Linked DNA regions of Homo sapiens: region 2 is linked to region 1. A link is an interaction called in ENCODE POLR2A ChIA-PET data of the cell type or tissue named here. Cell type or tissue: GM12878. All regions are shown on one strand. Links, peaks and the distances in the headings refer to the core of each region. The heading gives the core; the rest is flanking DNA. Region 1 overlaps RBM47 (RNA binding motif protein 47). Region 2 overlaps RBM47 (RNA binding motif protein 47).

Evidence for each region. Peaks named below come from ENCODE experiments on the same cell type or tissue, not always from the same donor. Only the 100,000 strongest peaks of a DNase experiment are listed, where the experiment ranks them.
Region 2: POLR2A ChIA-PET joins it to region 1 with 5 read pairs; 4 of 35 experiments call an interaction of 5 or more read pairs at or near these places.

What each region holds. Positions count from the first base shown.
Region 1 is chr4:40,619,876-40,624,266 of GRCh38, forward strand. The region is part of intron 1 of RBM47 (RNA binding motif protein 47); the gene reads right to left. Among named protein-coding and RNA genes, the nearest start is that of RBM47, 7.8 kb to the right of the region's middle. RefSeq lists silencers at 2,174-2,253, 3,574-3,623. In GM12878, for the core only: a CTCF peak has its summit at 3,218; DNase peaks (open chromatin) are centred at 1,636, 2,036, 2,576 and 3,246; H3K4me3 peaks cover 2,708 bases; H3K27ac peaks cover 3,324 bases.
Region 2 is chr4:40,431,015-40,435,405 of GRCh38, forward strand. RBM47 (RNA binding motif protein 47) reads right to left here. Exons shown (of 7, transcript NM_001098634.2): 6 at 1,637-1,848. Among named protein-coding and RNA genes, the nearest start is that of RBM47-AS1, 7.1 kb to the left of the region's middle. RefSeq lists an enhancer at 2,705-2,974. In GM12878, for the core only: no CTCF peak of the experiment used is centred there; a DNase peak (open chromatin) is centred at 2,647; H3K4me3 peaks cover 261 bases; H3K27ac peaks cover 1,644 bases.

The DNA.
Region 1 (4,391 bases), core at 121-4,120:
CACACAGTAGCTGCTCAAACAGCAGTTAAGTCTGTATCTAGGCCAAACACGGTGTCTCACGCCTGTAATCCCAACACTTCGGGAGGCCGAGGCCGCGGATCACTTGAGATCAGGAGTTTGAGTCCAGCCTGGCCAACACGGTGAAACCCTGTCTCTACCAAAAATACAAAAATTTGCCAGGCCTCATAGCTCATGCCTGTAATCCAGCTACTCGGGAGGCTGAGGCAGGAGAATCGCTTAAACCAGGGAGGCGGAGTTTGCAGTGAGCCAAGATCACACCATTGCACTCCAGCCTGGGCGATAGAGTGAGACTCAGTATGAAAAAAAAAAAAAAAAAAAAAAAAACTCTGGGCCGGGCACAGTGGCTCACACCTGTAATCCCAGCACTTTGGGAGGTCAAGGCGGGCGGATCACGAGGTCAGGAGTTCGAGACCAGCCTGGCCAACATGGTGAAACCCGTTTCTACTAAAAATACAAAAATTAGCCAGGCATGGTGGCAGGCGCCTGTAATCCCAGCTAGCCAGGAGGCTGAGGCAGGAGAATGGCTTGAGCCTGGGAGGTGGAGGTTGCAGTGAGCCGAGATCATGCCATGGCACTCCAGCCTGGGCGATAACAGCAAGACTCCATCTCAAAAAAAAACAAAAAGTCTGTATCTGGGCAAGAAAAATAAGTCCTTTCAATGTGTCTAGTTTATAAACCCATTTAATTCATATTTACTGGTTCTATATTTTAGTAAATAATTACCACCAGCTCCCTCTATATAGTATATTACCAAAGACAAGTCTAATTTAACATTTATATGCTATTCATTTTTTCTTTTCTTTAAAAAATTTTTTTTAATAGAGAAGGGTTTTCGCCATGTTGCCCAGGCTGCTTTTTAACTCCTGGGCTCAAGCAATCCACCCACCTCAGTCTCCCAAAGTGCTGGGATTACAGGCGTGAGCCACTGCACCCGGCCCCCCTATTCATTTCTAATGTCCCATTCAGTGCATATGATAAGAAATAAGATGATTTGCAGAAAGAACTATGAACATTAGCTCTTTGTTTATTAGGCATAATTTGTCTGTGTATTTTTTGAACTCCTCAACAAATTGTGATGATGTCTTCCAAATCAATTTAGAAGGAAACAAACAAAAAAAAAAAACCCAAAATCCAAATAATTCTAAATCAGCCACAAACCATGACTGACAATAGTCAGAAATAACTAAATCCAGGCTCTTCATCTACCCTCAGCAGACTTTATGTACTATTGCCTTTTTTTTACTGCAAAGAACCTTCCTGGAGTCTGTACTACCTTCAAGATGGTTTTAGGGTCCCCAAGCCTAGTAGCCACAGGATTCTAACAGCAACTGAGGAAGCCTTTTTCAGTGAATTATGGATCTAAACAAGGCAAATGAACGCAGAGAGGGAACTGTGCCTCCAAAGGCCACGAAAAGCAATTTTGCCAAACCTAGGTAATTGTCCAAAGGAGAGAACGAAGCCAGGGCTAGCAAACAAACATGACAGATCAGAGAATTGTTTTGCCACTTTGTAAAGGCAAGATCAAGTATTTGTACAAAGGTTCTGGGGAAAAATTAAAGACTCAAACAATGACTCTAGCACTTCCGTTTCATGCCAGGTCAAGACAAAAATACCTAATTGAGCTCTGCAGCTGAGAACAATCTAAATGGAATCCTGTAGCAGCAATTGGCACTTGTGGAAACCTCAAAGGTGAAAAGAGATAGTTAAGAAAATTTGTCTTGACAGTTACTTTCAGAAAATCATTAATTATAATTAAATGACAGTAGAAAAGGTGATAAACAATATAGTAACATAAGTCAGTCAAGTGTAATTATCTGTAGGGCATGCGATTCACAAAATGGTTCAAACAGAGGGCTACACATTTAGATGTAAATCACAAAAAGATTGCCAAAGAGGAGGCTTTGATTTGGAAACAGGGAAGCTCTGAAATGGGGAAGTGCTGAAACGATTGCGACATCCCCACATTTGGCCCTGCCTTGCACGTTACTTAGTCATCAGCCTCCATCAAGGACTTGTGGTGGCAGAGAAAATAAACCACAGAAAACATGGCAGCCTCCTGGGAGAGGTCTGGGAGAAAACCCATGCTCATTCAGAAAGGTATGTTCGTGGTTGTATTTCGAGTAAAACGCATTCAGTCACGCTTGAAATGTGTAAAAGCCTGTGTGTCTTATTCATTTATTCAACAAGTATTTATGGAGCACCTACTCTGTGGCAGACGCTCCTCTAATGTGCTTGGGATACACCAATGAATGAAGTAGACATTCTAGTCAGGGAGAGACAGATAATAGGTCACACAATTACATAGTATGCTACAAAGCGATAAATACCAGAGAGAAAGCAGGGTAGTGAGACAGAGGATGCGGGCAGGAAGGAGGAATTGCTGTTTTAACCTGGAGGAGGCAGAGCAAAGACTTGAAGGAGGTGAAGGAGTGAAGCATGGAGATGTCTGGGGATGATGGTTCAGGCATCGGGGCAGCCAGTGCAAAGGCCCTGTGGTATGAATGTGCTGGGCACACCCCATCAAGAAAAGGAGTGTGGTTAAAGCAGAGGAAGTAAGGATGTGTGTGGTAGCAGGCGAGGTTAAAGAGGTGATGGGACTAGAAATAAAGTCATTCACTGGCTTTTGAGTGAGATAGAGAAGCTCTAGAAAGTTTTCGGCAGGGGACTGACACGAGCTGACTTCTGTTTTAAAAAAGTCACTCTGGCCAGGTGAGGTAGCTCACACCTGCAATCCCAGCACTTTAGGAGGCCAAGGTAGGCAGCTCGCTTGAGGCCAGGAGTTCGAGACCAGCCTGGCCAACATGGTGAAACTCCATCTCTACTAAAAACACAAAAATTAGCCAGGCATGGTGGTGCATGTCTGTAATCCTAGCTACTCAGGAGGCTGAGGCAGGAGAATCACTGGAGCCTGGAAGGCAGAGGTTGCAGTGAGCTGAGATCGTGCCACTGCACTCCAGCCTGGGTGACAGAGTGAGACTCCATCTCAAAAAATAAAAGAGTCACTCTGGATACTGGGTTAAGAAAGGAGTGTGCGGGGAGAGCGGTGAGGACAAAGGTGGAAGCAGGGGAGCAGATAAGCAGATTCTGCAGACGTATCCACCCTTCCGTGACTAGCTCTAGCCAATGGAGAAAGGGCAAGACCTTTCATACATGACCAGGGTGTATGAGAACATGGGTGTTACCATTTAATTTCAGGGTCTGTGTGCCTCCTGCAGTTCCCACCGGAGAAGTGACTCCTAGGTTTCAGGCTGGGCTTGTCCGTATCATATGAGCTGGCAGTTTCTGTTTACTCATTGGCAAACTGACATATACCTTGAGGTAGATGCTGGAGCCCACAATGTGGAGCAAAAAGCAAAGGAGGTCCCTGGGCCAAACTACTGTTTGCACCAAATGGGAAGGGCTAACTTGTTATTGGATTTCTCTTTGCTCTGCAAATAGGATTTCACTAGAGGCAATTCTTCTAATACTTCTTCAGCCACCTGTCCTTCCTCATCTCTTTTCTTAGTAACTAAGAGTACACTGTCAGCCCACCAGAAAAGCCACACTGCTGTGATTCATTGATATTCACCTGATACTGCCCTTTCACTCTTGGATTTCTTGGTTGACCCTCCGTATTTTTTAGAGGTGAGATCTCACTATGTTACCCAGGCTGGAGTGCAGTGGCTAGTCACAGGCGCAATCATAACGTACTAAAGCCTTGAGCGCCTGTCATCCAGCGACGCTCCTGCCTCAGCCTCCCAAGTAGCTGGGACCACAGGCATGAACCACCACGCTCAGCTCTTCACTCTCCCTAATTTTGAGAAAACATACTTTTTTCCTTCTAGTAATGACCTAATAAGTTTTTTCTAATTACGAAAAAATGCACTTTTTTCCTCCTCATCATTGCTTATTGGCAACTCTCAGCCTTTTAAAGGATATTAAATAGCAGACAAAGAGGTATAAACTTGTTTGTTTGTTTGTTTGTTTGTTTGTTTTTTAGATGGAGTCTTGCCCTGTCAAGGCTGGAGTGCAGTGACGCAATCTCGGCTCACTGCTACCTCCGCCTCCCGATCTCAAGGGATCCTCCCACCTCAGCCTCCCTGGTAGCTGGGATTACAGGCGTGTACCACCACGCCTGGCTAATTTTTGTATTTTTTGTAGAGATGGGGTTTTGCCATGTTGCCTAGATTGTTCTCAAACTCCTGGGCTCAAGTGATCTGCATGCCTTGGTCTCCAAAAGTGCTGGGATTACGGTGTGAGTGACCAAGCCTGGCCCAGATTAATTTATTTAATCCTTATAATAACCCTGTGAGGTAGGCATTTTACAGTTGGGGAAACTGAGTCACAGAGTTTTCTTTTTTAGTTAGCCTGCCTAAAGTCACATGTAAGTG
Region 2 (4,391 bases), core at 326-4,325, 190 kb before region 1:
TTGAGGTTGCAGTGAGCCATGCACTCCAGCCTGGGTGACAGAGTGAGACTGTCTCAAAAAAATCAAAAATCAAAAATCAAAAAAAGTGGCCTGGATAATTCTTTTTCAATTGGATAAGGGATCCTGGGCCTGAGTACTTGTGATCGGTATTCATGATTCACTGCCTCACAGAAAACAGCTTTAACAAGATTTTCTTCTGTTAAATGGATGTCCTCCCTATGTCCTATAAGGTGAAGATACAAAGAAACAGGACACAGTCTTTGGTCTGTAGGAGCTTCATTTTCCTTGGGAGATAGAACACACTGGCAGCCATAGGCCAAGTAATGATGTAGTAATCAGGAGTACAAGAGAGAAAATTTCATGGCCGGGCGCGGTGGCTCACGCCTGTAATCCCAGCACTTTGGGAGGCCAAGGTGGGCGGATCACGAGGTCAGGAGATTGAGACTATCCTGGCTGACACGGTGAAACCCCGTCTCTACTAAAAATACAAAAAATTAGCCGGGCATGGTGGCGTGCGCCTGTAGTCCCAGCTACTCGGGAGGCTGAGGCAGGAGAATGGCGTGAACCTGGGAGGCGGAGCTTGCAGTGAGCCGAGATGGCGCCACTGCGCTCCAGCCTGGGCGACAGAGCGAGACTCCGTCTAAAAAAAAAAAAAAAAGAGAGAGAAAATTTATCTAGGAGGTGGATGGGAAAGATTCTATGGAAGAGATGAGAATAAAGAAACCAGGATACACTATGAAAAAGGTGGGGAAGGAGGCCAACATGGTAAGATGAGTTTGGGAAGAGATAGGGGAACAGTGGGAGATATGGTTGGAAGAGAGGATTATGGGCATATTTTGTAAATTTATTTTTGAGACAGGGTCTCACTCTGTTGCCCAGGCTGGAGTGCAGTAGTGCAATCACAGATCACTGCAGCCTTGACCTCAAGGCTGGTCAAGTGGTCCTCCTGCCTCAGCCTCCCCAGTAGCTGGGACTACAGGCATATGCCACCATGCCAGGCTAATTTAAAAAAAAAAAATTGTAGAGACAGTGTCTCACCATGTTGCCCAGGCTGGTCCTGAACTCCTGGCCTCAAGTGATCCTCCCATCTTGGCCTCCCTATGTGCTGGGATTACAGGCATGAGCCACTGTACCCAGCACAAAATTTTACGTATCTATACAGATGTTCTTTCTCTCTCTCTCTCTCTTTACACACACACACACACACACACACACACACACACACACACGGGGGTTAACATTTTTTTAAAAAATCTTCATTGAGCTGCAGTTTGAAATGTGAAAATGTGAAATCACTCCCTGGACTTTGTGTGTCAGCTCTTTAACAATATGAGCTAAAAATTATCCAGTGCTATTTTAAAAAAATATATGCACAATATTATGACACTGTGAAAAATTACACATAATTTTTGCATATTGATTACCACCCTTAATACAATGATATTATTAGGGTAGTACAATTAATTAAAAATTTTTTTTTCTGTCATGCTTCAAATTCAAAATGCTTTGTGTCACCCAACCATAGCTGTAACAGAGAGCCAGGCACACAGTAAATTCTCAGTGCTGAATACTAAATGAATCCATGTTAAAGAGAGGCTTCACACACAAATGACAATGCCTGCAATAAGAACTCTACCTGGAAAGGTGGTGGCGTCGACACAGTGGGAATGACAGCGGCTGCGGCGGCTGCGGCCGCGGCTGCGGCGGCAGCAGCACTGGCTGGGTCTGGCTGCACAGCAATGGGGCTGATCATGTGCTCCACTGTGTGGATTTTGCCATCTTCAATCATTTTAGGGGCTGGAGCTGCTGGAAACATGGAATACTGAGCCCCAATGGCAGGGATGGCTACTGCAAGAGAAGCAAGAAGGAAAAACAGGTCAATCACTTTCAGTCGCTGAGTGGGGTCCAGCACTTGCTCTAAGATATTTTTTATTTTTATTTTTTTAAAAACTTTTCTTTTTTTTGAGACAGGGTCTCACTCTGTGGCCCAGGCTGGAATGCAGTGGTGCGATCAAGGCTCACTGCAGCCTCAATCTCTTGGCCTCAAGAGATCCTCCCACCTCAGCCTCCTGAGTAGCTGGGACTACAGGTACAGGCCACCTTGCCCAGCTTTTTGTTTTTGCTGTTGTAGAGACAGGGTTTCGCCACGTTGCCCAGGCTGGTCTTGAACTCCTGAGCTCAAGCGATCCAACTGCCTTGGCCTCCCAAAGTGCTGGGATTACAGGTGTGAGCCACCGCGCCCAGCCTAAGATATTTTTTAAAACCACGTTTAGAGGTCCTGGGCCTCTCCATGCTCACTATTGTTCTCTCAGTACAAGCCATGTACCCAGATGCCTGCTCCCTAGAGGAAGGGATGGGTGGTGGCAGGTAACTCCCCCTGCCTGTTGTGGAAGAGACCCCTAGAGTAAGGCTTTTGCACCAATATTTTCTACTATTTCTACAGAAAAATCACAGTTTGAATGTTATTCTTGATGTCCTACTGAGCAAGAAAGGGCCTCTGACTATGGGAAAACAGGCTTAGACGAAGAAGTGAGATCAGAGGCTTGAAGCCTACTGCCTGTGAGAGTTGGGCCTGCCTGTTCCTTCCTACTCACCTCACTCATTACCAGCCGCACTGCCTTTTTTTCACTTTCACCACTATTTAAGAAACAGGTGCTGTTGAGGGTTTCATTCTGAGAACTCAGACCTGTGTACATCCTCCCCACCCTGTATTTCAGATTTCAACATTACCGATTCAAGGAAAAACACATGGTAAAAAAAAATAGCACATTCCCCAGTTTCCTCATGCCCACGCAAAGTAGTGAAGATGTGGAGTGATTGGCTTTTAGTGGGACCTCCCAATTCAAAGAATTTCTGCAAGTAAAGTCCAAAATTATGATTTCAACCAGAGATTCAAACAGCAGCTATTGAATGTCAAGGTACAGTAAGAAGAGATCAAAAGGAAAAGATATCAGCCCTTTTGTGTGAGTGTGTGTGTGTGGGGCGGGGGTGTGTGTGTGTGTGTGTGTGTGTGTGTGTGTGTGTGTTGAAAGGACAAACAAAAATATGAAATGTGTACACAAAGAATCTTTCTATTTCTGGTTTTCTCCAACTGTAGGTACATTTATTCTAAATAGGACAGACTCAATCAAAGGTAAAGAGACAAATGATTGTAAGCTAAACAATGGTACAGCCATTCGATAAAATATACCTAAAACCTTAATCAAATCTTTTACCTGCCTTTCCAACCATATCTTCCACTGGTCTTGTGCCCAGATACTTCACCACCACCCTGGTGCCTCTCCTAAAATACAATGTTCTCATTTTCTGGATGATCAGAAATAGACGCCAATCGATGGGGCCCAGAGAGGGTTGTGAGTTTAAGCTACAAGGGGTTGTATGAAGTAAATGAATTGTTCTGGCTATCAGCCCACAGGAATTTCTACCTCAGGCTCCAGGACACAACTTTACATAGTTAAAGATTATTTAACAGTTCTTTTCTCTTGTTAAACCTTAAGCTACCGTAACTTGCCAAAGGGAGTTCCCTTCTCAACAAGTAGAAGCGACGACTCCCATATCCAGGCTCTATTTTATTAAGTTACAGAGCTGTGGGATCAGTTTTACTTTGCCCACAGTGCCAATGACATTTAAAAGGCAATCTAGTCTAAGGAGTCACTTAACTGCAGAAATTGCAGAATTTTTACACAGGCAAAAAAAAAAAAAAAAAAAAAAAAATCATTACTAGAATCATCAAAAGAAAGTTCAATTGGGGAAATGCTTTTTAACTCTATGAGGCCAATGTGTACCTATGTCCCAAATGCACAGATTCCTTGACTCTATTTTAGCTAGGGAGAGAAGTGTACAATCTCAACCAGAAGAAAATCAGAGTAGCTGGGCTCCAAACAGTTCTTCAACTTCCTCCTGCTGAAGCCAGGAGGGGTCTGGAGGAGGGTCGTGCCAATTACCCACGGACTGAGCTTTCCATGTGTTTGGATGCTTCTGCAGGGTGCTACGTGAGTTTGTGATAGACTCACACAATGGAGTTAATGTTTTTTGCAGGTTCGGATCAGAAGACCGGCCTCACATTAGATGGTCATGGGCACTAATGACATTAATAAACAGGTTTGTAGGGCCTGGAGGTGAAGGCTAAGTTCAGGGTCCCTGGCTTGAAATACTTGAGCATCCCTACTCCCAATCTACTGATCCAACTAGAGGAGGAAATGAGTGCTGGAAATGAGAAACCAGGGAATTAGCTGCAAAAATTTTCAGCAAAGGCCAGGTGCAGTGGCTCATGCCTGTAATCCCAGCACTTTGGGAGGCTCAGGCGGGTGGCTCACTTGAGGTCAGGAGTTCGAGAACAGCCTGGGCAATGTGGTGAAACCCCATCTCTACTAAATATACAAAAATTAGCC